5 separate regions of the Mus musculus genome follow, and regions 1, 2, 3 and 4 are each linked to region 5. A link is a loop called in an ENCODE intact Hi-C map of the cell type or tissue named here. Cell type or tissue: left cerebral cortex. All regions are shown on one strand. Links, peaks and the distances in the headings refer to the core of each region. The heading gives the core; the rest is flanking DNA. Region 1 overlaps St6galnac3 (ST6 (alpha-N-acetyl-neuraminyl-2,3-beta-galactosyl-1,3)-N-acetylgalactosaminide alpha-2,6-sialyltransferase 3). Region 2 overlaps St6galnac3 (ST6 (alpha-N-acetyl-neuraminyl-2,3-beta-galactosyl-1,3)-N-acetylgalactosaminide alpha-2,6-sialyltransferase 3). Region 3 holds the start of Gm52620 (a long non-coding RNA gene). Region 4 overlaps St6galnac3 (ST6 (alpha-N-acetyl-neuraminyl-2,3-beta-galactosyl-1,3)-N-acetylgalactosaminide alpha-2,6-sialyltransferase 3). Region 5 holds the start of St6galnac5 (ST6 (alpha-N-acetyl-neuraminyl-2,3-beta-galactosyl-1,3)-N-acetylgalactosaminide alpha-2,6-sialyltransferase 5).

Region 1 (5,000 bases), core at 1-5,000, 250 kb before region 5:
CAGGAAGACAGTCCCTAGGCTGTGCCTACATAAGCAGGCTAGCAAGAGAACCTGGACAAGTGTCCTGACAATGACTTGAAACTGTAACTCTAAAGGGAGTGAAGTGCAGTGAAGGCAAGATCCCCTGACTGCTCTGCACCCAGCGTGGTCTGAGAAGCAGCCACTTCCTGTGGCTGACATGAATCCAGGAGGGCTCAAGAGTGGCGGGCATGGAGAGTTGAATGTCCCCAGTTGTGTGACAGATGATCAAACGAACTCAAACAGGGATAACTGGGTGGGGGCCAGATGGGCATGATGATGACCGGGGACTGGATCCTACTTTGTCAGCCCCAAGAACAAATATGCAACCTTGCAGTGAGGGGTTGGGAGACTCTGGGTTGTAGTACACTGAAACAAAAGACCGTACACCGAGAGCATTTGCACTTGGGTCATTTAGATGACTGGAAATTTACGATAAAGTTAGGAAGCCTATGTTTTAGGTTGGTGCCTTGCTATGCTGGGATTCAGGCCTGCTGTAGCATTAACCAGGGACAGCCAAGCAGGGTTTGAGAAGCATGCAGGAGTGGCTGCTCTCCCAGACACGATGGCTCCATAGGTCTGTAGACTGCCCTACCCTGCACCATGAGGAGAAGCAGACTGGGCATGGGTTCCTGGCATCAAGACTTCCTCCAATCATCCTGGGCGTGGTGGGTGGCAGGAGAGCAAAGGGCTCTACTGTGAAGATATGTGTACGAGGTCCTTTTCTCGTCACTATGACCAAATTCTTGGCAAGAAGCAGCATGAGGGAGAAGTTTCCTGTGGCTCAGGGTGTGAGCAGACCCCCCCCCCCCATCTCGGTGGGGAAGGCATGATGGCAGGGACCCGGTACAGGTAGGAAGGAAGTCGCAGCTGTTCCTTGATCACATCTCTGTGGCTGAGCATGGAAAGGAGTGGAATTCCGGCTCCTCTCCATTTAGTTCCTCCTCTTCTGCTGTCCCTCCTCCTCCTTTTGCCCTGGATCATAAACACAGGGCCCTGTGCTTACTAGACAAGAATGGAGTCTGAGAGCCAAACCTGCCCTTCGGGTGTTTTCTATAAATACTCTAGAGTCCCATTCGTGGGGCTTCTGATCATGAAAGCTGTCCCTTCAAAATATGGTAAATTTATTTCTAAATACATTTAAAATTTTTAGCCTTCCAGGACAGAAGCATTACGTTTAGGGCTGTTATCAAATGTGTTCTCAATCAAGATGGTTCTTCAACACACAGGAGGCTTCTGGGAGGGCAAGGATCCCACGTTCTTCAACGCCCATTTCCATGCTTGCCCCCACTGCTTTTAGAACTCTGAGCTATGCCCAGGTACAGAGGAAGGACCTCAGCCCATGAGAGCTTGGAAATGTTTTGCAAAGTGTTGCTCACAGGTTCAGAATAGAAACAGATGGTGAGGTCTTGGGAAAGAAATATGAATTCTAATCCTATTGCAATCTTCCTGGATCAAAAACTGGTTTTGTATCTATTCTTGTCTGTTCAGTGATAGGGGGAAGCAATGCGCCATATCAAACCTCCACTAATCCTTCTGCCGATTGTGGCTGTACTCAGATTCCGCTTCACTTTATAGACAAGCACGGTCTCCACTGCTCATCCCTGCCATCCCTGCTTCACAAATTAAAAAACAAGTACTGCGCCCGTTAGATCCGCAAAAAAGGCCTCTTTTCACCGAGCGTTTATCGGAGGACCTGACGAGGAGGTTTCTCCAACTACACCGACACCTGCCCTCCGCCCCTTCTGCGCTCAGATGAACATTAATTCCAAAAAGAAAAAGTACGCTGTAGGCATCTCTCTATTTTTCCTTGGAGGAGAAACAACTTGATAGATCTGAAATATTTACTTCCCACAGTAATGCAGCTGCTTCTGCTTCCTCTGCCTCTGCCCTCCTCCCATGGCTGTGGGTTCATTGCACCTCTCCCCCTTGTGAATATTTTATGATTGTTTATTTCCAGACATTTGATAGAAGAAACACTATTAATACTTCTCATTTCTTTTTTCATTAGCTGTTCCCATTAAAATAAATTCCTTGGTAATTCTCTTCCGCATGCAAAGAACCGAAAGGTTTCTGTAAGATTTCTTGAAATTTTTAAGAAGCTTTTGTGTTTCTGCCAGTTGTAAAGGTAGTATTCCCGACATTTCATGTTGCAAAGGAGCTAAGTGTTCTGTAAAAAAAAAAAAAAAAAAAAATACCCTCATTCTAAAAGGAAGACTTACCTGAAATATCTTAGCAATTATAATAAAATAGGTTGCTTGATTATTTTATTGCTCCATCGTTTCTCATCGTTTCAGCTATTGCATATCAATGAGATCATGATCATTAAAATAGTTTTCAGAATTTACAATTTTACATCGTATATATTCTGTCTATTCTCTCATACTGGAAAACTTACCTAGTGGTAACAGAAATAACTTGCCATGAAAATGAATTCTGGAGCAAAGGTTAATTCTTAAGGTATATCTTATAGACTCAATTTCTACCTTCAAAATTCTTATCATTAAGTTATCATATGAGGCTGTCAGGTCTTTGGGAAAGAATTAGAATAGGATTAGGATTAGATGTACAATAAAGGAAGACAGCTCCGCCCCACCCCACCCCTGCCATGAGTGAGAGTAATGTCTTTGGAATGAAGAGAGAGCTTTCTTTATTCTTTTCCATCTCAGCATGGAAGGACACTACAAGATGTCAGCAGTGTGCACACTGAAGAAGAAAGCCCTTACTAAAGCACAGAGATCAGGCACATAGACCTCCAACCATAGATTTTTGAAAAATAAATGGCTGTTGTTCCTAAGACATGTTGCTACAGCAACCTGGGTATCAGACTGAGAGAAAACAGTCTAGAAACAAGATCGCTTTCTCCTGTCTCCAGTGACGTCATACCAGCCTTACTCCTGTCTGTATTCCAGCCACCTCTGGGTACACACAACTTGATTGGAACTGATAACACAGGATTGTTGCTCACCTTCCCTTGCTCCTTCCCCTCAAACAGTGTTGGCTCCCAGGACATGCCTATGCTTGCCTCAGCAAGTGTGTGAGGCGCTCCTGACCCCACGAGTGCTTCACTGTGCTGACTGAATCAGGCTGGGCCTGCCTTGAAGTGTCTGGCTGGGACATTGTAGAACACATCAAGGTTATTATAAAATAAATGCACCAAAGCAGTATTTTTGCCAGCCTTTAACTTATGAATATGGATTGGCTTTAATAATTAGATTAGAACACTACTTCAGAAGCCATTTATCTAATGTATTTTTCCAAATGCCATTTTGCTAAACACTTTCCTGAAAAGGGATGTCTACAAAATGCACACAGTGCACCATGGCTGGTACACACCCTACAGAGACGTCTCTGCCAGGTAAACAGAAGGTTCACGTTCCGCCTTGGATTCTTTTCCCATTTTATTTCCTAGTGTTCCTTAGGACATTACTAGAGCTCTAGGAAGACTTAAATGAGATGAGCAGGTAATTTAAAGGAAGTGTGGGTTATTTTATGATCAATAGAGAAATTGGGACATTGGGTCTTGGTTCCAAAGATGTAATTAAAGAGTAAAAGCATTTAAACCATTGGCTCAGGAAGCAATAGAAATTTTTTGCCAGAGTTTAAAGAGAATATTAAAAAGAGATGAAGTGCTGAGCGTGGTGGTGCACGCCTTTAATCCCAGCACTCGGGAGGCAGAGGCAGGTGGATTTCTGAGTTCGAGGCCAGCCTGATCTACAGAGTGAGTTCCAGGACAGCCAGGTCTACACAGAGAAATCCTTCGAGAGTGTGTGTGTGTGTGTGTGTGTGTGTGTGTGTGTGTGTGTGTGTGTGTGTGAGAGAGAGAGAGAGAGAGACAGAGAGAGAGACAGAGAGAGAGAGAGAGATTAAATCAGAAGGTAAAGAAAGCCTATTTACATGTGTGACAGTTCTACTATGGGCTAATGTAAAGTCCAGACAAGGTCGTGTTAATCCTTAAGATACTTTAACATGGGAGAGGTGTTCCCATCTGCAAAGACACTGCCTAAGATGGGTTCCTAGTCTTTCCTGTCAAGACCCCAGCAGTGAATCGATGGCCCAGCTGGCACTCAGGCCTGGCCATGACGAAGAACAGTTGAAGCCTGTCTCTCAAGGCTGTGAGGAAGACATACACAGATACTAGTGAGCTGGTGACAGCGTACTGCAAAGAGTGAGAAGTTGGGGGATGAGGGGCTTCAGAAAAGAGAAAAATAAGAAGAGGACCCTAGCTGCCTACAGACTGCAAGCTAAGGATTACTCAGAGTACAGGGAACAAGCCGAGAGGGAACAACCATCAGGGCCACTTGGATAGAGATGGAGACTGAACACTTCTGTGGGGAGGCAGAAATGCAAACGAGTTTGAATGAGGGAAGGGGTCACAGGCATGCATGTGTAGTGTATAGCCACATGTGAATGCACCCAGAATAAAGCCGTGACTGTCTGAGAGTGGATGAGGAAATGCACCCAAGCAGATGAATTTAAGGGACCAGGGAGGAGAAAAAACACAGAAATGAACCTGAGGTCTCCCCAGAGTGAACTTGAGATGCCACTAGTTTGCTTGTGAAGTCATTAAAGTAAAAGATTTTGAGTTGGAAGAAAAGCAAAAGGCAGCAATGTCCTTAAAATAAAAGACAATGTACATGGTGTGTATGTGTGTGTGTGTGTGTGTGTGTGTGTGTGTGTGTAAAACAGTGCACCATACACTGTGGAGTTGGACAGTGTATGCTAATTAAGACATCATCTTTAAAAAAAAATCTTTGATTTGGTATGAGATTATAGATGTATTTCTGAAAAAACAAGCCCCTGTGTACTAACCATAAAGGGATATGTTGCTACATATGCTTGCTTTTAGTCATTTTATTAATAACTTAACATCTTGATTTTTATTCTGAATTTAATCAGTTTTATTAATTGACTAAGTCTCACTTAAAATGTAAAATCTCAAAGAAAAGGTGGTTTTTTTTTTTTTTCAAAAAGACAAAGTC
Region 2 (5,000 bases), core at 1-5,000, 350 kb before region 5:
TAGAGTCAAGAGCTCAGGGGTACTGGTTAGTTCATAATGTTGTTCCACCTATAGGGTTGTAGATCCCTTTAGCTCCTTGGGTACTATCTCTAGCTTCTCCATTGGGGGCCCTGTGATCCATCCAATAGCTGACTGTGAGCATCCACTTCTGTGTTTGCTAGGCCCCGGCATAGTCTCACAAGAGAGAGCTATATCTGGGTCCTTTCAGCAAAATCTTGCTAGTGTGTGCAATGGTGTCAGCGTTTGGAAGCTGATTATGGGATGGATTCCCGGATATGGCAGTCTCTAGATGGTCCATCCTTTCGTCACAGCTCCAAACTTTGTCTCTGTAACTCCTTCCATGGGTGTTTTGTTCCCAATTCTAAGAAGGGGCAAAGTGTCCAGAGTTACTTTTTACCTTCAGCACAGTCTGATAAGGGCAGAATCCAGGCCCTTCTGTACTGTTAAACACTCACTTTTAAACCAATGAGCATCGCACAGAACTATGGGAAGGAAGAAGGATTAGAATGGATCTCAGCTTGCATGTTATGTATGTATGTATTTATTTATTTATATTACAGTGGCTCCTCCTCCCAGTCTCCCCCCCCCAATCACAGAGTCCCTCCCCCTTCTCTGCATGTTTTATAAATGACTGGGTGTTATCATTTATAAGCTGATTGTTCTTGGATAAATCATTTGACTTCATTGATGATCTCTCTCAGGAATGTGGTGGGAGGGACTACAAGATGAACAGGAAGTTAAACATCCAAAGTTCATTGCAGGAATCATTGTTACTGAATGTGTGGGCTGGCTCAGTGTCAACTTGACCCAAGCTAACGTCATCTGAGAGGAGGGAGACTCGAATGAGAAGATGCTTCCATAAAATGGGGCTGTAGGCAAGACTGTAGGGCATTTCCGTAAGTAGTGAGTAATGGGGGACCCAAGCCCACTGTGGGTGTGGCCATCTCTGGCCTGGTGGTCCTGGGTTCTTCTATAAGAAAGCAGGCTGAGCAGGCCATGGGGAGCAAGCCAGGAAGCAGCACCCCTCCATGGCTCCTGCCTCCAGGACCCTTTCCCATGTGAGTTCCTGTTCTTACTGCTTTCAACAATGAACAGGGATGTGAAGGTACAAGCTAAATGGACCCTCCCCTCCTCAAGGTGCTTTGGTCATGGTGTTTCATCACAGCTATAGTAACTCTGAGACAGTGAAGAACTTCAGAAATACAGGCTGATACCAGAGGAAACCCTTCAACCACATGTTCATTTTTCATCATCACGTGTGGCAACCTGGACAAAGCAGTTAGCGCTTCCAGGCCCCTGCTTCCTTGTGGAGTATAGGATAATGATCATGATGGTGATGATGGTGATGATGGTGGTGGTGATGATGGTGATGCTGATGGTAATGACAACAACTGACAGATTCCTTCTCCTCCTTGGTTTATGGCCTCTTATTCTTTAACACTTGATATCACTTCTAAATTAAAATTGCAGCAATTCCAATTAGACAGCTAGATCTGTTTTATGGCTGAAGTCTAAAGAGTAGCAAGTGGAAAGGTGTGAATGGTCCCTCCACTCATATAAAATAACCCACATAACATGCAGATAAGGGTTATTGGAGACCTAAGTACTGAGAAACAAAATGAAGGATTCTCCCAGTTGACTGTCAGAGCAGGTCTTCTGGGAGTTCAACAGGTCATGGCTTCTTTGGATTGCCTTTATTCACAGAGAATTGGTTGTTAGTAATGATGTGTCAGAGGTTTGACTGGAAGGCAGAGGGCGAAGGCGGTGTCCCAGGGTGGTTTGGTGTATCACCTGAGCCTTCTCCAGGCATTGTAGAACCTTCTGGTTATGTTTTAATACAGGATTAGACATTTTAATCTTTAATGATTGTTTTGGTTTGCTAGGATTATTATATTTCCGAGCTCTCTATAGAATGCAGGTTTACTTAAAGAGCTTCCAAAGGCTTTGTGGCAGGGCAGGAAGGGCATCTAGCACAAGCTTATGCTGTGACTCCCATATGCACTGGGCTTTCTGAGTCTATAGACACGGTCTGGGTGCCTCCCTCCCACCCACCCATTACCACTTTTCAGACCACCAATGGAGAAGCCATTCCTGTGGAGGGAGAGGTGTCATTAAGTTGGGTCCCAGCAGTGACTTTCTTAATGATGACTAGCCAAACTAATTGTATTGCTTTGTTTACCACTGGCTTAGGAGGCCCATCAAACAAATGGGCCGAGACTGTTTCCATATTCTTATCTGTCGAGCAAATGAGAAACAAATGACCCTTCCATATGTCTGTACCCAGAAGTCGCTGCCCTCCAAGGCTGGCTCATTTGTGGCTCAGGTGGGAGCCTTCCTTGTGACAGAGTGAGCCAGTCTGTAGGCTAACACTTCTTCATATGCATAAAGGAACTGGCAAGTTCAGTAGTCTTTACTTTATTTCTCATTTATTTGGGTGGTGATTCATTTTTAAAGTGTACAATTTGGATCATTGCCAAAGGGGCCAGATGGTCTGCCTTCTTTGGGAGACCTGTCCATGATTGTTAATAAGCCTTATTTGGGATTCTCAGAGGAGTCATCTCTGGAATAGTTGGAGATAAGTGAATTCAAATAAAGGGGTTCTGCATTCTTGGCCAGGAGTGGCGCATAACTGTGGGCAGCCTGTGTGGGGAGCTGTTAGTCTTGAGGAGCCTTCCCAGCCTGCCAATCCACAAACCAAGAAGAAAGAGGCCTAGAAGTTGGTGAAACAAGGGATACAAAGAGGCGAAGAGTTAGAAAGAGCTAAGGACAGGGCAGTACAGTAGTTCCCTCTTATCTGAAGGGGAAAGTCCACACCCCTCAGTGAGAATGAGGCTGGGCTCAGTGCTCAGCTGTCCTTCAGAGGCCATGGGGACTTAGGATCCCTGTATAAACTGCAGATGTGCTGTGCCATAGAATTTGGAGGTAGCCTCTGCACATGCTCCATACACTGCAGAGCCTCTGCATGCTGTATACACTGCAGATCATCTCTACCTTACACCACAAGATACAATGTAACTGTTGATGTGTAGCCTCTGAATGCAGTATACACTGCAGATCATCTCTACCTTACACCACAAGATACAATGTAACTGTTGATGTGTAGCCTCTGAATGCAGTATACACTGCAGATCATCTCTACCTTACCACAAGATACAATGTAACTGTTGATGTGTAGCCTCTGAATGCAGTATACACTGCAGATCATCTCTACCTTACACCACAAGATACAATGTAACTGTTGATGTGTAGCCTCTGAATGCAGTATACACTGCAGATCATCTCTACCTTACACCACAAGATACAATGTAACTGTTGATGTGTAGCCTCTGAATGCAGTATACACTGCAGATCATCTCTACCTTACTCCACAAGATACAATCTAACTGTTGATGTGTAGCCTCTGAATGCAGTATACACTGCAGATCATCTCTACCTTACACCACAAGATACAATGTAACTGTTGATGTGTAGCCTCTGAATGCAGTATACACTGCAGATCATCTCTACCTTACCACAAGATACAATGTAACTGTTGATGTGTAGCCTCTGAATGCAGTATACACTGCAGATCATCTCTACCTTACCACAAGATACAATGTAACTGTTGATGTATAGCCTCTGCATGCTGTATACACTGCAGATCAACTATTCCTTACTCCACAAGATACAATGTAACTGTTGATGCGTGACTCTCAGGGAAAGATGAGAATGTTCTGGAAAGATGTCTGCTGCAAACAGGAGGGAGATCACTGAACAGTAGATTGGAGGGTTGGTCTGTGACTGTTCACCTTCACTGGGGTCACAGAACAAAGTAAGGTTTATCATCAAACGATGTAGAGATTCCAATCTGCTTCAAGCAGGATATGGAAAAATATTATATTATCCAATGTGGTGGTTTCATTACAAACAGATCTAACCAACAGAAGCAATACATATTGGAATTACAAATGGAATTATCAAATGACTAATTCACATTTAATTTGTTAATCTGATTACACATTCACATTTAAGATTACACACCATGTAACATTGTATAAAGATATGACAGAAGAAGAAGAAGCTAAAACCACAACTTTACTAAACCAAGGTGATCCTTAACAACAATGCAAACACCTGTCCTTATGCCCACAGAGAAGTGCAGTCCTCATGCCCACAGAGAAGTGTAGTCCTCACCCCATCCAGGAAACTTCATCTTGCAACAGTTGGAGATCATTATAGGAAACTACATCCAGTCAAATTTCAGAATTGTGGAGCTTTATCCAAATCTACAAAACATTCCCACACCTAAGGCTCAGTAACACGAGAGGAGCCAGTGAGAAGATTGTAGGAGCCAGAAGACTAGCAGCTTTGCTGTGAGACTCTGTTTTCTAGTGATGTCTGAAGCCACACTCATAAAATCTCACCAACACCACCACCTTAATGTGAGCTGAACAGGACTACAACAACAGACAAGACAAAGTAGATGGAGGAAACCCACAAGGATTCAACCCTGCGGAAAGCAAGTCAGGCAACTAAGGCTGAGGGCCATAGAAATAGCCTTCCCCAAGAAAGAGCCCACGGATGGGTCATGTGATACCAAATAGTCCTCCCTGAAAACCTGTATGAGTAACGTCATACAAATGAAGCAGGCTACTTTATGAATGTTTATGTATTTACATGTGCATATATGCATACAATAACAATTAGTGAAAAGAAGGGTCATAAATTTGAAAGGAGGGGTACAGGAGAGGCCTTGAAGGGATGAACATTATGCAATTATATTATCTCAAAAAGAGCAGAAAAAAATATACATCTCAAAAAAAATCTACATTTGGCATGTCTTGAATCAGTATTCCTTAGACATTTGGGGCAGCCCTCTGGTGAATCTGTCATACACACACCCTGGAGCGGATTTCTGGGGGTGTCTCACAGATAGTCAGGGTCCACTGCACTTTCGGTTACTTGAGCTGCACAGTCAGTTCTGGGCTGACTTAGGATGGTTTCACTAGACTTTTACCCCA
Region 3 (6,075 bases), core at 412-5,411, 96 kb before region 5:
GCATCTTGTATTTAGTTGTTCATGGAAGCAAACCCTTTATGACTGTAAATATCTGTTTGTATTTGTTACTTCTCTACTGCTGTGATAAAACACCATAACCAAGGCAGCTTATAAAAGGAAGATCCCATTTGAGCTTATAGCTCCGGAGGGATCAGAGTCCATCATGGCAGGGAATCGTAGCAAGTAACAGACATGGCGGTAGGAAAGGCTGAGAGCTCAAATCTCAACACAAACAGGAAGCCAGCTGAAAGCACAATGGGAATGACCTCTGGGTCTACCTCCAATGACACACTTCCTCCAACAAGACTTACTAATCCTCCTGAAACAGCACAACCTACTGGAGACCAAGCATGCAAATGCCAGAGCCCACAGGGTCATTCTCTTTCAAACTACCACACAGCCTCACCAGGCTGGTTTGGAATTCCTTGAATGTCAGATGATACTGTTTGCTCCTGAGTTCACACAGCATGGTAGTGTACTAATACTGCTGGTGGCAGTGAACCTTTACATATGCAATAGCAGAGTATACCTATGTGTTGACATAGGAAATATTGATAAGAATGTGGACAGCTGTATCATTTGTAGCATCCTTACAATATATTCAGTAACCTCTGTTTATAAGCTGCAACGCCAAGAGAAAAAGTCATGCCACAGAGACTTGATGAAGCATGTCATAACTCACACGCCATCTTAAAACATATATTAAAATGATAGCTTTGGGGACACACACATATATCATGAGCTCTGCTGGTTTCAGAAGGCTGCTGTAACCAAGTCTCACAATGGGGTGGCTTCCCCAACAGAAACTGACTATCGTGCAGCCCTGTTGACTGATGTGTCAGCAGGATTAGTTCTCTCTGAGGCTGTGAGGAGAAAGAATGAAGGAAACTGAGAGCCAGATGAACAAACACTCTGTGATCAAATGATGGATGCACTTGCAGCCTGGCTCAAGTCCTCAGACCTCTGATTATCACCCTCTCCTTTCCCAATGTGTAGGAGGAAAATGGGGGAAATGGGACATACAAAGATCAATTGCGCCTATATTCTTATGGTTAGGCACTATGTCAATTACTTTTCTCATCACTGTATCAAAAATCCTTAATGGGGGAGGGGCAGTGCAAGCAAAAGGGCTTCTTTAGGGCGTTCTGGTTTCAGAGGGATTAAGAGTGTGGTGGAATGACTCCTTCCACAGAGACAGTGTGAGGCAAAGGCTTGTTCACATGTATGCAGGTGACAGAGGATGTCGGCTGGGGTTGGGGGAAAGTATAACCTTTAATGGCTTGCCTTTAGTGACCTAATTCCTCCTAAATCCCACCTCCTAAAAGCCCCACAGTCTTCAAAGTAGCCCCCCTCACTCAGGAGCTGGGGTTCATGACAGGAGCCTGTAGAGGACATTACAGACTCAAATCACACAAGGTATGGAGTCAAGCGAGCAGAAGCACTCAGATGTCTACCACCCTCCATTCTGTTGACAAAACAACTGTTTGAAGAACTTAAATACCAAATGTGGACACATAGAGATTCGTGACTAGTATAATTATAGTGACACTCATCAAAGGAATTTGGCCTAGGGCAGTGGACAGCCTTGAATAATTACAATGATTGCATATTCTCTATATCAAATGTATATATACAGTAAACTGAAAGGATCTACGAAAGCTGGGTGTGGTATGGGTCATTTCCAGAGTGAGGGGATCTATTCAGCCTGCCCAATCTGCAGTTACTTCCTCTGTTCAGAAATGGCCTCTCGGTCCGTAGAAGTGGATCTTCTCAGCAAACGTATGCTAGATACCTAGTTGTCACTGAGGTATTCCGGGGCAGACAAGGGACCAGGACTGTGAAGAGCCCAGCTCATCAGCTAAGTGATTTCTAAGATCTGGAGTTAGGTGCTGTGTATAAGCACCTTGCTCTTCTTGGATAGGAAATCTAGACACAGGAGAGGCAGATAGACATTAAAAAAGGTAAAAATAGAGAAAGATATCATAGATAGATGGATAGATAGATAGATAGATAGATAGATAGATAGATAGATAGATAGATAGATAGATGATAGATAGATAAATGGATAGTTAGATGGTAGACAGATGGTAGATGGTAGAGAGATAGATGGAGACTACCTGTGTTCATATCCATGGTGGGTTTTGGAAAAGGTCCCTGTATTCTCAATCATGCCTTGTCTTTGTGTGAGGTCAAGTTAGTTCCTGTATGTGTAACCGCAGGGACCTGACTAATATAGCTCAGCAGATGGCAGGAACAAAGCACAGAAGAGAAAGGAGATGAATTTCTCAGCTAACAGGTGGCAGGGAGGGTGCGTGTGCCTGGTCCCATCCCTCCAACTTTGCCCACACACTTACCTCTACGGCCCACTCGGGAGACACATTTCCAGCTTTCTTTTTCTTTTTCTTCTACTTTTTCTTCAATGCAGAGTGAGAAACAAATGAAAGAAACAAAACATTCTAAATGATTAGTCTCTGCCAATGGAGCTGGACAGCCTCCAGCTTCCCACATAGTCACCGTCAAGCAGCTGTCCCCAAGAGCGCAGGAGGAACTGCTAAGCCGGGGAGAATTCTGCTTTGGGAGCAAGCACACGCTGGTCCCAGAAACAGAGAGGTAGAACAGTCAAGGACACAGAAAGCGGTTTTATACCAGGAAGTTTGAATGCAAAGGTTAAGCAGACCAACGAGCGGCCAGTGTGGGGCGGAGCCCACAAAAACCTCCTTTAATCTCAGGAAGAACTGAATTACTATTAAATGAGTTGATACAATTTACAGCTAAGGAAGAGGAAATACAAACTCACTTACTGGCATGTTTCCATGTCTACCAGGTGCCCATGCTGACAACAGTTCTCCCTTAAACAGACTGCACCATTTGGAAAGAATTTCATTAAATCCAGCTAGGGCCCGACCATGCCTTCTCTAGTACCTGGGTGCTTCATCTAGCCATGCCTTCTCTAACTTTCCTCCACAGTAAATAGACTGATGGCTGGTTTAGGGTTGGCTGTAAACGTGTGCTCCATGCATGGATTATGTTAAGTCAGACATACTGTGGGACTGGTCAAAACTGGAACTGCAGCTTGGGAACACCCTCATGACCATTGAGTCCCTCCCCCCCCCCCCCATGCAACCCAGAGGCTCCTCTTTCCACACTGCTCTTGAACACACCAGCATTGCTTCCTTCAGAAGACCTGTGAGCACTGGGCGAGCTGGGCAGCAGAGCTCTTGCCCAGTACGCCTGAGCCTTGAGATTCCACAGCCCCTAGCACCACACAAAAGGCACTAAGAACTGGTAAGGGGCTCGAAGACAGAGGAATGGCTATGTGCAACAGCTCGCTTCTGACGAACACAGAGCTACATTTCTGATGGACGACTGGCTGTATTCTATCAGGAAAAGGGACCCCAATAAGCACAAAGGGCTAACGGGGTTCGTAGCTAAGACGACAGGCAGTAATTTCAAAATGGTACTCTGCATGATTGATCCGCTTTCAGGAGGCCTTCCATGGCAGGGCTCTGAGAGGTCTTTTATCATTATCTCTTTCCTCTGCCCTGAGTTTTTCTGCGAGGACTCTGCGCAACTCTCTCTCTAAGCCTGGCTCCTATGTCACTTTCAACTCCCCTTCAGGGCTCAGTGAGCCCCAGTTCAATCTCCTGGGAGCACAGACTTCTTGGTCTTGCTGCTTTCCTTCTCCAGCATAATCCTGTCATGATCTTTATGTCCTCATACGTACCTGAGGCCTGTCCTTGTGATTACTAATTCCACCCCATCTCTCTGCAGTAAATTGAGCTGAGAGCCATTGAAAGTACAGGCTCTGAAAGTACTCTACCAGTGAGATATGCCCCACACCTCTTCTCTTTGGTTTCAACAATTTTGCCTTCCAAATTTTCTTTCTGCTGTGCACTTTAGCTTGGTTTGGATAGTGGAGGTCCTCAGCTGACCTTTCTTTCTCTTTCCAGCTCTACTGCAACAATTCTGACTCTGATGTAGTAAGGATGCTGCCAGTGGTCTAAAGGACATTTCATTCATTTCGAGAAAAGGGTGAAGGGGAAAGTTCCCCTTGCGTGGTATTTTCTTCCCACACCATCATAACAGGAGTCAGGAGACCAGCATTTTGCAAAATCTTTCAGAGCAATATTATTTCTAAGGATTAAACCTAAAGGGAATTCAAAGTCAGCCATAAACAGCGAAGTTAAAAGGCTTGTTAAGTCTCTCCTGCTCTGATGTACTTGAGTCCTAGCTTGCAAGGAAGCTTCTGATGTATAAAGAGGCACGGGGGGATCTCAGAAAATACAAACTTTTAGTCAGGCGATGAGCTTCAATTTCTATTTATCAGATGTTCTGCCCTGGTGATCTGACGTTCTTAGTATGTATGGGGATAGCAAGCATGTGCCAATCTGTCCAGCTAAAACCAAGGTTGGAATTTAGGGCAACTAAAGCCTTTCCGCCTTCATCATCCCCTCTGACTGCTTGGAATTGGACAAGTCTGAGAACTGACATGCCATTCAGTATCAGCGGATGGAAGACAGAAGGAGCCACAATGGAAAGGAAGAAAAGGAAAGTGGAAAGATGTGACTCCCCAAATCTCTGCTTCCCTTTAAAACTCAGCTGCTACCTTGTCAGAAATACCCCACTATGTGTGTTTTTAAAGATTCTGTGTTTCCTTTATCTAACCGAAGTTCCACCAGGGCTGGGGGAGATGGCTCTGTGGGTATAGGACTTGCTATATGAGATGGAGACTTGACTTAGAGTCCTCAGAATCCATGTAACATTGGGTGTAGTAGCACAGACATGTAATCCCACCTGTCCTACAGGGAGATGGGAGGGAGAGACAGGCGAGCCCCTGCAGGGACTCACGCCAGCGGGCCCAGCATATGTAGTGACCATAAAAGCTAAATATCATTCCTCTAAAGTGTAGAAAACAACGACTGATGCTCAAGCTACCCAGAGTCTTGTATCAGTTACACAACTGAGTTTATAATTAAATAAAAATTAAATGTTTAGGGTTTTTTTTTAATTAATAAAGCAAAGATTTAGAGCTTGACTTCATTCTCTTAAGATGTTGAAGGAAGCCAAACACAAAATTGATCATAACTGAAATATTGAAGCAAGCCCCATTCCTTCACAGGAGTGGCTGGAGACTGCACGTGGACTGTAGTTTGACATGGTAATCCTAATTTTTTTCATATCACTATAATTAAGCCTTACCCTTACAGGTTATGTATGACAATATATTTGCAACAGAGTGAGACATAAGAGCCCTGGGAAGCCATAAGATGCCCAATAAAGGTGGCATCAACACCTCTAGTAACCAAGAATGTTTATAAGGCTTAGAAATCCAAAGACACTATGAACATCAGGTATGTAACATGTAGCATGTTTCCTCAGGGCATCTCAATAAAGGTTTTCAAAGAAAGAACATCCATTGAATACAAAATCAATGAATCCAGCAAGGCTTATTAAGTTCCTTTAGGACTTTAAGCACCCATACTGGAAGAGACATTACAGCATTTAAATGTGTCTGAGGTGGTCTTCCAACGTTGTAACAAAGTGTCAGTCTTCCAACATTGTAACAAAGTGTCAGAGTCTTCCAACGTTGCAACAAAGTGTCAGAGTCTGGTTACTGTACAAAGGAAGATGTTTATTTAACTTACAGCTTTAGAGAGTACTAGCCTAAGTGTTGGTCTTTCTGCTTGGATGGGAAGGTGCCTTAGGACACAGAAGCCCAGGAACCACACAGCTCTAAGGGCAGACTGTATCCCAATAGGAGGGCGCACTGAGACACAGGGGTCCAGAAACCATGTAACTCTTAGCAGAAGCCTCCTCAGCCAGCAGAGGTGGTGTAGCTGCCAGGGGAGGGGATCACTAGCTGAGCTGAGGAGCTCAGGAGCTTCAGCCTGGCTTCTCCTCTCCCCTTCTTCCCGTCCTCCTTTCTCCTTCATTGCTTCTTGTCTTCATCTAACGAGATAATCACACCATGCAGCAAATCTCATAAAAGAGATTTATTGGGAGGGTTTAGGGTGTCGAGGGACAAATCCAGGAGTGGCTGCCTCTGCTCCTAGGAGGGAGCAGACAACAAGAAAT
Region 4 (5,000 bases), core at 1-5,000, 500 kb before region 5:
TATCCAATCCATCCATCCATCCATCCATCCATCCATCCATCCATCCATCCGAGGTATGGTAGCCACTAGATGCCAGACACTGAGCTAGGAGCCAAGCTAGGGGACAAGACCTGTATTGAGCCTCCTGGAACTCGTTGATGTAATAGAAGCCAGTAAACATGTGAGTGAATCACACACAAGTGGTGAAGTGTTGTAGAGGATGCTGACATGGTGTTATGGTAGAGAAGCACATACAAGTTGCAGAAAGGTCTGGTTTGGAATCATGTTGCTTATGGAGAAGCCCTCCACCATCACGTTTCTGAATGTGCATTTCCTGTCTCCTCCCCTCCCTGCCTGTATCCACATCCTTTGTGCCCGAATCATTACTCTACGCCCTGAGTTGTTGCTGACACCTGACACAGGTTTTCATTTACTTGGCCATCTGCCTTAGTCCATTTGTGTCTCTATCATGAGATATCTGAGGATGCCAGCAAACCGTGACGTTTACTCTGCTCACCATTCTGATGGCTGTGGGGTCTGATCAGCACAATGCAGACACCTAGAATGACATGCCAGAGGAGGACAAAGGATGTCTGCTGAGGGCAGAATGGCCATGCTTGTGGAACATGTCTGCTTCACATGACCACAAGCCTTGCCCCCTCTGCACTCCCTCCTCTCTTCCTAACACTCTCCCTGCCATGGGGTGGCTGTCATTCTAGAGCATCTTCTAACAAGCCTACTGAAAGATCACCTGATTGTTAGCCAATGGGATTTCATCTGCCTTACTCTTTACCATTGGTTCCAGTCCAGAGCCTGCGAAGTTTAGATGCTACCAACATGCAGAGAACCAAGATGCAAGTGACTGTCGTCCAGCCACAAGGAAAGGACTTCTAACAGGCATGGGGTTGCTTACTCTAGAGCATTATGCTCTCTGGATATGTAGCTTGAAGATCATATTCATCCACCCTTCCTGTCTGTCCATTTATCCATCTGCTCAGCTCTGGCAGCCTTTTCCGTTGTCTATTAAACTAACTTAATTGTCCTATTGATTCCTCTTAACTGATTCTAGTGTGTCTTTGACATATGCCCCTATGCATTTGTTTAAGAATAATTTTAAGAATATAGATGTGTGTATATTTTCCTATGCCCATAAGTATGGAGGGGGAGGGAGGAGAGAAGAGAGAAGTAAAAAACAGAACACATTTGGCTTAGACTTCTTTAAATGAGCTTAGAATACTTAAAGTCACCAACTGTTGTCAAAATAATCTAACTGAAAACCTTTTTTATGATATATTATTGACTCTCTCATGTAATTTATAGAGTATTATGTTAAAAAGAAATGACAAGGGCCAGGGAGATGGCTTGGTCAGGTGCTTGTCTGTACAATCATGAAGACCTGCATGTCTGTCCCCAGCACCTGCTCAGAAAACCCTAGAACTGACTAGTTCAGAGAGGGATAGTGTCCTGGAATGAGAGAGACAGACAGACAGACACAGAGACAGACAGAGAGAGACAGAGAGACACAAAAAGCACAGCACCATAAAGGACAACTCCCAACCTCGACCTCTGGTCTCCTTGCATACATAACCCAACACGCCCACAGTGCCTAATGGATTATAATGTGTGCTTGAGTTTTATTTGAGAAGCCCCATAATGAGATTGAAACTTAGAGATCTGTAAACATTGGATTTGAATACACGCTACCAGTTGTACAATGAGAAAACCCCCTTCTCCCATTGGTGCTCAAAATCTATGCTCTAGAAACTCAGAGAGAACTTGCCATGAAGAGAATTTTATTCTTAGAGCATCCTGCCAATTAAAATAGCCCATACAGAGTACGCTTGGAAAGTGGCCTCCGCCATTTATTTTCTAAGATTCCACATTGACAGGGATAACTTATTATTTAGCCGTGACTGGTCTGGTCTAGTTTTATTGCCTCACGCACTTGCTGACCCTATTGATTTACCCTGAAAGTCTAATTTAGTCCGGGAGACCACCTGTGATTTCTGTACATTTCACATGCGGAAGAGCATCGTTCTCAGCAACTTGTTCTCTCTGATTTCCTTCGCACATGAGAGTTGATGTAGAAAAGACAGCTGAGCAGAGCCTGGCAGCCTTTCAAAAGCACGCAGCCAAGTCTCCATTTACTCACTCTAATTTGAAGCTCTGTATGCCGGGTGTAGCCACCCCTCTCCCAAACCACGTGAGACTGAGATCTCCCGAGACACAGCGAGGCTGCAGAAATTGAAATTACCTTGGCGTGATAGATTTTTCTAATCTTCTTTCTTTCCTGAAAACCAAGAATTTTGAAACTGCTGGTGCCAGTTTTATGCAGCCCAAGCAGATGAGGATGATGCACATAGATGGAGAGGTGGTTTGAGAGTGAGATTGGGCTCTGAGGTCTCGGGAGCTTTGTGTGCAGAAGTTTCTGTCTAGTCAGGCTTCCGTGGAATGTGTCTGTGTTGTGCTTCGTGTACTAACCCATGCCTCAAACTAACAAAGAGCCTTCCTCTCTGTTACACAATACTTGGGTCTTCTGAAAAATACGCTAGACCATATGGTTGATGTGTCCATCAAAGTAGCTGCTTTAAAACAGAAATGTCATAGTCAAAGCCAAAGATGTTTTGAGCTTCTCTTTATAAATTTTTACAAAAGAAACAAATGTGCATGTGGCAGAGCGTGCAAGAGTGAAGAGCAAGTGGAGGAGAAGCGCTCTGTTCTCTCCCAATAAAACCTCCAGACCTTGAATGTCTTTTTAAAGAAGAGAATCCAGTCTTGGGCAGTTACTTAGATTTCATTACATAAGTCAGATACCACTGGGGGGCCTTGCACTGGAGACTAACAAGGGATCTAACCTAAATGCGCCTTGGGGAAGGGTAGAATTCCTGTAGGATGCTCAGCAATGTATGTCAGTATAGTGTATGCCAGATCCACTGTGCAAAGATGGCGAGTCAGATGCCTCAGTGACCTGGGGACAACCCATTTTTAAGATTCCTTTAATGGTGATGTGTTTTCCCTATCATGTCCCTTTGGCATGTCCCACCTCCCCCTTGCTTTCTCCGGGGCTGCTTTTTGTGTTTGAGACTCTTGAAGAAGTGAAACCCCACAGGGGCGGAGAGTGGCCGTCAGGGTAAAGACAACATAGAAGACCTTCAGGGAGATACCTGCTAATCTGGGTTAGTGTCTGCAGATAAGGGCACATGATGTTCCCTCCTGTGCATGGAGATATGTGCAAGGTCCACAGCTGAGATCTGCAGTTACTGAGACCTGAAGCTGAAGACTTTCTGAACACTGCCGTGTGCTATGGGTTTTTTTTCCTGCATGTCCTGCATCATTGCTGCATAGAGCAGAGGTCCTCTGTCCTTCCGTGCTTGGTTCACCTTGTCTCCGTAGCATTTCTGCTCTTGAACATTGGCAGTTGTACCGATGGAAACCTGAAGCTGACGCTATAACTTCTTCAGCCGTTCCTGTGATAGCATCTTGGCAATGTTAAGGGAGGGAGGATACATTTTGGATAATCATGTTTGGAAGCTACAGTCAGCATGATGCAGGCATGGTGGTGGTGAGGACAGCTCCAGCTGTGGGGGCAGGACCGTGAGGCAGCTGGTCACATGGCATCCAGAGTCAGGAAGCAGAGAGATTAACTGGCTTCCTCTTTTCCTTTTGATCCAGGCTTTGACTCAGCATAAGGAATGATACCACTCACATTTAGGGCGAGTCTTCCATGTCCCAATAGGCCTCTCTAAAAGCACCCTCAAAGACAGTCTCAGAGGTGTGTCTCCTGGGTGACTGTAAATCCAGTCAAACTGATAATGAAGATTAGCCATTATATACCATAATACCTTGACAGTTGGCCTGCTGGGTGACTGACAAGAGGGTAGCAAATATAACACAGACAGAAAAATAACTTTATGACTCAGATCCTTGGAGGGGCCAGGCCAGATAAGGTGAGATTTCTCTACATTATGTAGAACTGTACACCATTTAGGAAAGGAGAACTGTTTATGGTGCTCACAGTTTAATGATTTTATACACATTTGGATGGAGGTAACAGTGGGTGCCAAAGGGGGACTGTTTCTGTGTTTTCATGTTCTTTGGTTTAATTGATTTTCGATGTTGTTGATGCCCCTGTGTAAAAAGAAGAGGCCTGGGCTCATAATCTGACCTTTCTTTTCCTTCTCAAAACCACATGATTGCATCACAGCTTGGACGTTTCTGCAGTTTTGAGTTGTAGGTTTTAGTGATAAACTTAGCTGCCAGTCTCTGGTCCCTCACTCTGAGCAGCTCTTCTCCATCCTCAGCTCAGGACCTTCCCTTTCTGCCCTCTCACCTTTGAGGCTGCTAATGTCCTAACCTAGAATCATACTTAATGTTTATATATAAGCGTTATATAGAGCATGATTACAGAAACTGAAAAATGGCAAACTGGATTGATGCAGTTTTGATCTGGTAGGATTTGAATGTGAACTAAATAGTATACAGGAGTGTTTAATTTTAAAGATTGTATTTTATTTTCATTCATGTGTATACGTTAGTATGTGTACTTGTGAGAGATGGTGCCCCTAGGGTTCAGAAGAAGGCATCAGACCCCTGGGGCTGGAGTTACAGGTGGTTGTGGATGCTGGGAACTGAACTTGTATCCTCTGTAGAAAGCACTTCTAACTGTTGAGTGTCACTCTAGCTCCATAGAAATGTTTTATTCTTAAATTTTCTGTTTGTGGTACATATTATGAAAGATCATGGGTTCTGCAATGTATTTTGAAATACTTTAACACATACGCGTGTATAGAATTGCTAAGTGATAGACTATATAAAAATGTTAAATGTTATATTACACTAGTGAGTGTAGGGATAGGGATACAATATATATCTTCTTATCCATTTCATCTGGTACTGGCTTAAAGTTTTTCAAGATAAAAACTAACAATAATAAAAAGGCCATGCCTGTGATTCCAGCATGTGAGAGGTGGAGGCAGAGAGATTGGAATTTGAAGATCATCCTGGGCTTTGTAATGAGTTCC
Region 5 (5,942 bases), core at 943-5,942:
GCCACATATTAACATACATGCATACACACACTCACACCCACATATGAGCATATAAGCACACCCACACACTCACACCCATATATGAACATATACACATACACTCACACACATATGAGCATATATACATACACTCTCATATGAGCATACATTTGCACATACACTCATACCCACATATGAACATACATGCACACAAACACACTCACACACTTATGAACATACAAGCACATCCACATATGAACATACATGTGTGTGCACACACACATATACACACACAATGAAAGGACCTTTTCCTGAGGAACCACAGTAGAGCTTGTGGGCAGACTTCAATGTGTCTTTCTTTCTCCTCTAGTATCTCTGTGTTCTTTGAGGCCCTGTGCAAAGCTAACATTCCCTCCAAATTTCAGATTCCTTGTCACCTAGGACATGCCTTGTTTCAACAATTCTCAGCTTATTTTTATCACAGAAACTACATTTTGCAACACTCAATTTCTTTTCCATTCTCTTTTTTTCAGAAATAGGAATCAATTTGATTGAATGTGATAGCAGAAGAGGTAGAAATGTAGCAATGTTTTAAATGGTGAGAAATTTGTCTCAGCTACCTGGGTTTAAGAGGCAAATTGTGACTTGTCCCACTCTGGATTGAAGTGTCCAAGCTAGACAAACCAGACATTTCCACTGACTTGTCTACCTGTCTTTTCTCCTCCAAGTCCATCAAATACTTAGGAATTTGCCTATTTTACATTCACTGTGGCTAGTCAGATCAATAACTGAAAGGTACATACATGTACAAGGTTACCCTTGAAATCTCAAACCTCTTGGATTATTTTTTTAAAGATAGGATCTCACTGTGTAGTCTTGACTTGACATGCAGACTAGGCTAGCCTCAGACACAGAGATCCACTTGTCGGTGCAACGTAAGGGTTGCCATGAAAAGCACACCCCTCAGATCTTAATGAAGTAGGAGGCAAAGCTAAGAAACAAATCTGCACATTGGTTGCTCCCTATCACCTAAAAGTCCACGCCTGAATATTGACTGCTGTTCCCTTGAAACTGCAAGCCTAGGCCCCAGTACCTAGCACACAGTAGGTGCATAACAAAGTAGATACTTGTTAAACATATGTTGAATCGATAGAACTCCTCCATTGTCTGTTCATTAAATTCACTATACACATACTCAGAAAGAGAGAGAGAGACAGAGATACAAAGAGAGAGACAGAGAGACAGAGTTCTGAGTCCTTAAAGGAAAACGTTTATGCTTAATTCTCTCTCTTTCCACCACCATGTTTCCTAAACAGAACTATCGAGTGACAGGTGACTACCACATAATCGTCAAGTTGAATTGTCTCCCATTCCTTATCTCCTCCACCTTCATCTGGCCCTACCTTGTCCTTTTGACTCCCAAGCCAGAATCCCTCCAAGAGTCTTACCATCCCAATCAACTATCAGAAAGCCAGATACCTTAAAGTTCTTTCAATCAAGCTCAGAACTAAAAATTTAAATGTACTCATTTTGTAAGTAATTTTGTGACCAGCTAACTGCCATCCCAGGAGGAGGGAAAAATCATAAGCTTAATGAGTCTGGTCAGACACACCGTGTAACAGATGTCCAATGTGCCGCCATGAGCTTAAGTCATAAATACGATGTCTCTCTTTGGCAGCGCAGAATATATGAGAAGTGTTTTATCGGTTGCTGGGCAGCTTGCTAGACGGAGGAGAACAATCTGAGGAAGGCAGGGGCTTCGTCTGGCTGCATCTCGAAAGCCGTGTTGGAGAAACACAGATAATCTGCTTGCAATGATTCATCAAGTTGGTCCTTTGTTTCATTAATTTGAGTGTCAAGTGCAGCCATACAATAAAGAATTGCCAAGACCCGATAAGATTCTCCTCTGCCTGCTGCCTTGCCTGTCCAGACAACGGGCACTATTCATGCCCACAGCACACATTGAATAAATAGCTAACCGCACTGCTGGCAGTATCGGATAGTATTTCCAATTTTTGTGTTTTCCTCGAAAGGCTCCATGGTGTGTGCTTCTGTCTCCTGGATGCTCATTACTGAACCAATAATTTTAACTTTGTTAATAGAGTTTGGACATGGGCCTCATACGTTAAAAATAGTCCCCGTTGTGCCATCCATCCAGCGGTAGATTAGAGAAGATTAAAGGGGGAGTTGCAAGGGCTCTCACTGTGCCTGCCCATGGTTCAGGTGGCCTGCTGATCGTTCTTAATGTGATCTTCAACCTCACACGGCTACATGTACAGTGTTAAGAGAGACATTAAGACGACTATGTTCACTGAATAATGTCACGTGGCTGAAATACGTTTTCAGCTAAATTAGAGGTTTAACAAATGCTTGCTCTAATTAGATGTAGGGACAAGAGCATACTTAGAGCAGGCTACTGATCTGAACTCAGCACTGAACAATGATCCAGCTTTTAACTGGAATCCAGGTCCTGATTGTGAAAGTATACGCCACCAGTGCCCCAGACAGCAGGAGGGACGAATCACAGCCTTCAGGATCCTAGGATGCGAGATCACTTTTTATCTTCAACAGCTAATATTTCTTCACTGACATTAGGAAGACTCTACAGTTCACGGTTAATCACATGAATGGGATGCACCGAGTGTTTCCAAAACTTTAAAATCATTTAAATGAGCACCAGGGACTTCGCAGGTTGAGTAGAAATATAAATTGTGTTCTTGGGAGCAAATGATGAATGAAGCCATTTGCATGGAAGGGTACGGTCCAAGGGAAGCAGGAGACTAATGATTTGTCAAAGCAGAATTAGGGAGGGAAAGGACATTTGAAAACAACTAGAAATTATTACAGCGGCGTAATTTTTAAGGAAAACAATCCCATGATCACATTTGCCAGGCTGTAAACACAAATGCAAATTTAAAGAGATCGATTGACATTTGGGAGGCTAACTTGTTTCTTTATTAAAATCACAAACCTGAAAATTTAGTAAATTTTCAAATGGCTACCGTGTTCAGGATCAAACTGGATTCTGCGTCCTTTTAACTTGACAGCCCCATTCAAAGATAATAAATCTTCAAACTAAGGAATGGGTGCACCTTTATGGTAACAGTCTTGCCCCAGAAATTCCACTTCACTGAGAAGATGGTTTGGGGGTTGGGAGGGGGACTGCAGAGGACTCTAGGACCCAGCAGGCGGCGGCAGGCGGCAGTGTGTGGATCGCTAAGACTCGGAGGGTCCGGCTCAGTTTTAATTCTCCTCTAATCTCTGCAACAGCAGCGCTTCCCGGTCCCGCGGCTCCTGCTCCCGCTCAGCTGCCGTCACTGCCAGGTGAGCATCTGAGCAGCCTCCGCCCCATCACCCACCATGGACAACCTCCAAGAAAAAGTGGCTCCGGACGCGCTTGCCTGAGAATTCCGCACAAAAGAGGAGCCCAAAATGAAGACCCTGATGGTGAGTCTGTTGTTCCAACTCTGCCAAGCAGAGGCAAAGACCCCTGGGATTCTGGGTCTCCTAGACCGTTGGGGAAGCCTCTCCGGGTATCTATCTCTGTGCCAAGAGGTCACCTGTCATTGGTGACAACTTTCTACCTGGCTTGGAATCCGGGATGGGCGCTAGGGATGCCTGGGCTCCTGGATCTTTAGCGAGTGATCCAAGGGGCGACTGGAGAGCAGAGGAGCAGGCTGACCTCTCCAGGGATGGAGGGTGTCCCACTGTGACCGCTGGGCACAAACTCAGAGGGGCGGGGAGGAAGCACCATCTTTGACTTTCTTGGTTTTCTTGTCGGATTTCAAACTTAGCGGGGATCTCTGCAGGAAGCCTCAGGGGGGCGAGAAGAGAGGGTGTTTGGAGGGCTGGAATCCGAGCAGCTTAGGTGGAGTCTAGATCCTCCTTCCCAAAGTACCCTGGGCGGACGCGCTCACCCTTGCACTGGTCACCGCGCGCCACCTGCCCTCCACTGTGAGACGCGGGCTGTGAGCAGCGATGCAGGAGCATCCCTGACGGGTGCGCAAGACCGTGTCACCTCTGCTCTCTGGCTGCTGGGAAGGCTGGGGCGGATGCTCCGGACTTGTGCTTGGTGCCAATAAGGAGCCAAGCTTCCCTGGTGCACCCTGAGCCACTGTCTTCTGCTCTCTCTCCCCCGCCCGCCTGCAGCGCCATGGTCTGGCAGTGTGTTTAGTGCTCACTACCATGTGCACCAGCTTGTTGCTCGTGTACAGCAGCCTCGGCAGCCAGAAGGAGCGGCCCCCGCAGCAGCAGCAGCAGCAGCAGCAGCAGCAGCAGGCGGCAACCGCGACTGGCAGCACGCAGCTTGTGGAGAGCAGTCCCCAGCCACGTAGAACCGCCCCCGCAGGACCCCGGCAGCTCGAAGGATACCTCGGTGTAGCAGACCACAAGGTGACAGCTTGTGCGCCGTCCTTCCCACCCGCCGCTCAGCCTGGGCACTCTGTACCCCTGATCCTTCCTCCTTCCTGGGGTAGTGAGCCACCAGAGCAGCTGTTAGTTTGGGGGAGCAGGAAGGTGGTACACCAGTTAGGGCAGGAAGGGCTGCATGCTAGTTGTGACTTTCTATTCCAAGAAGGATGCAAAGTTTATCAGGGAATAGGAATGATGTGAGTGGATCCTGAACCCCATCGGTCCTGGTCTAGAATCCGGACACCCGGTAATAGCAGCTGCAGATGGATGTTCAGTTTCTGGAGCCTGGTATTTTCCAGCCAAGCCCTGCGGGGTTGGGGGGGGGGGTGCGGAGTAGGAGGAAAGCAGAATTTTGCAGGGACTAGCCCCAAGGTTCTTCCTGCACCACCAGAGGGGAGAAGAGAGAGCCTCCACCAGGGCTCAGTTCCACAGGTTCTCCTCTGATCTCTGCTGGGGACTGCTCTGGGCTGAAAGGCCCCAGTCCCTGGGGAGCCCAGCTCTGGCAGGCATGGAGGGCTGGAAACACACTCAGCTCCCTTTGGCTTAAAAGCCTGTTTTCCTTTGCCTCCCAGGAAGCAACTGCGTGGCTTGGCTAATAATTAATAAGCTGGGTTGTTTTTTTTTTTTTTTTCATTTAAATTGAACCTCCTTTCCTTAGACTAATAAATAAATCTCTGGTTTCAGCGTAGGAAGCCTCTGGGAAAAACCTAATCAGGTTTCCTGATTCCAAAGATGTTTTAATACAATTTAAATGCATCTCTGATTATTTGAAATTGCCAGTGTGTTTTTATTAAAACACACTTTCCCTCCCTGTCTAGAAGATGGCTTGAAACCTCTCAGCTCTTTTACTTTGTATCTTACTGCATTTTATGAATGTGAACCAACAGTAGTATTTGCAGATGTTCCTCCTGTGTGAGATGATAGCTCTTGTCACACATGAGTAAGTCAGACTTTAAGTGACAATCAAAATATTGCAACTCACCTGTACTGTGTAGAATGCTAAAGATGGGAGACGCCAAAGGGATTGCATGCAGGGCTCAGCTTTCCCATCCTTGGATGCTGGAAGAAAACAGGGCATGTCCTGAGACATGTAGCAAGGTTCACTGATAGACAGACATGTGCAGTCGGCACTAGTACATACATTGCTGCGGGGCTCACCAAGGAGGGGGCTCACATTCTCCGGAAGAAGCAAGGGATATTTCTTTGAAAATGTGGAAGTTGTACTAGAGAGACTTCAGAGAGGTGAACAGGAGGAGGCTGTCTGAGGAGGAAGCCCTCTGGAGTGGGCTGTAAATGCCAGCGCCCAGGCCTAACAGTCACAGCCTCTGTTTGCTCTCTTGGTTGTTGATTGGTTACATACTTGGAATCTGCATGTGCAAGCTGCTGATAAGGGCTGTGGTTGTGAGGAAGTTTACGCCTGGTGTCTGGCTGGGGATGGCGGTGTGTGTGGGTCACTGGCGTGAGACGAACAGAGTGCAGCCCTGGATTTTCACACTCGTTGTTTAGTAGGGACCCGCCTCAAATTCTGGAAGTATTTGTGAATAAAAAAAATG

What was found. Hi-C counts contacts between places; a loop is a spot of excess contacts. Peaks named below come from ENCODE experiments on the same cell type or tissue, not always from the same donor. Only the 100,000 strongest peaks of a DNase experiment are listed, where the experiment ranks them.
Region 1: it touches region 5 in a loop (2.4-fold over the local background); 4 of 42 quality-filtered maps call a loop at or near these places.
Region 2: a loop joins it to region 5, with 3.0 times the contacts of the local background. A loop is called at or near these places in 2 of 42 quality-filtered maps.
Region 3: it touches region 5 in a loop (4-fold over the local background); 5 of 42 quality-filtered maps call a loop at or near these places.
Region 4: it touches region 5 in a loop (2.5-fold over the local background); 3 of 42 quality-filtered maps call a loop at or near these places.

What each region holds. Positions count from the first base shown.
Region 1 is chr3:153,232,964-153,237,963 of GRCm38, reverse strand. All of the region lies in intron 3 of St6galnac3 (ST6 (alpha-N-acetyl-neuraminyl-2,3-beta-galactosyl-1,3)-N-acetylgalactosaminide alpha-2,6-sialyltransferase 3), which reads left to right. Among named protein-coding and RNA genes, the nearest start is that of Gm33066, 11 kb to the right of the region's middle. In left cerebral cortex, for the core only: no CTCF peak of the experiment used is centred there; DNase peaks (open chromatin) are centred at 659, 1,009, 1,502 and 2,876; H3K27ac peaks cover 2,178 bases.
Region 2 is chr3:153,331,957-153,336,956 of GRCm38, reverse strand. The region is part of intron 3 of St6galnac3 (ST6 (alpha-N-acetyl-neuraminyl-2,3-beta-galactosyl-1,3)-N-acetylgalactosaminide alpha-2,6-sialyltransferase 3); the gene reads left to right. Among named protein-coding and RNA genes, the nearest start is that of 1700012D16Rik, 36 kb to the right of the region's middle. In left cerebral cortex, for the core only: a CTCF peak has its summit at 2,642; no DNase peak of the experiment used is centred there.
Region 3 is chr3:153,074,819-153,080,893 of GRCm38, reverse strand. Gm52620 (a long non-coding RNA gene) reads right to left here and starts at 2,623. Exons shown (of 2, transcript XR_003954593.1): 1 at 2,355-2,623. It overlaps Gm40182 (a long non-coding RNA gene), which reads right to left. Exons shown (of 3, transcript XR_867778.1): 3 at 5,680-6,049. In left cerebral cortex, for the core only: no CTCF peak of the experiment used is centred there; DNase peaks (open chromatin) are centred at 2,445 and 2,791; H3K27ac peaks cover 852 bases.
Region 4 is chr3:153,479,395-153,484,394 of GRCm38, reverse strand. All of the region lies in intron 2 of St6galnac3 (ST6 (alpha-N-acetyl-neuraminyl-2,3-beta-galactosyl-1,3)-N-acetylgalactosaminide alpha-2,6-sialyltransferase 3), which reads left to right. Among named protein-coding and RNA genes, the nearest start is that of Gm46831, 27 kb to the left of the region's middle. In left cerebral cortex, for the core only: no CTCF peak of the experiment used is centred there; DNase peaks (open chromatin) are centred at 2,124, 2,615 and 2,999; H3K4me3 peaks cover 347 bases; H3K27ac peaks cover 862 bases.
Region 5 is chr3:152,979,487-152,985,428 of GRCm38, reverse strand. St6galnac5 (ST6 (alpha-N-acetyl-neuraminyl-2,3-beta-galactosyl-1,3)-N-acetylgalactosaminide alpha-2,6-sialyltransferase 5) reads left to right here and starts at 3,219. Exons shown (of 5, transcript NM_012028.5): 1 at 3,219-3,426; 2 at 4,129-4,371. The coding sequence starts at 3,412. Gm46830 (a long non-coding RNA gene) reads right to left here. Exons shown (of 4, transcript XR_003954686.1): 3 at 5,372-5,448. In left cerebral cortex, for the core only: CTCF peaks have their summits at 3,179 (motif pointing right), 3,918 and 4,781; DNase peaks (open chromatin) are centred at 4,144, 4,487, 4,744, 5,522 and 2 more places; H3K4me3 peaks cover 3,052 bases; H3K27ac peaks cover 2,541 bases.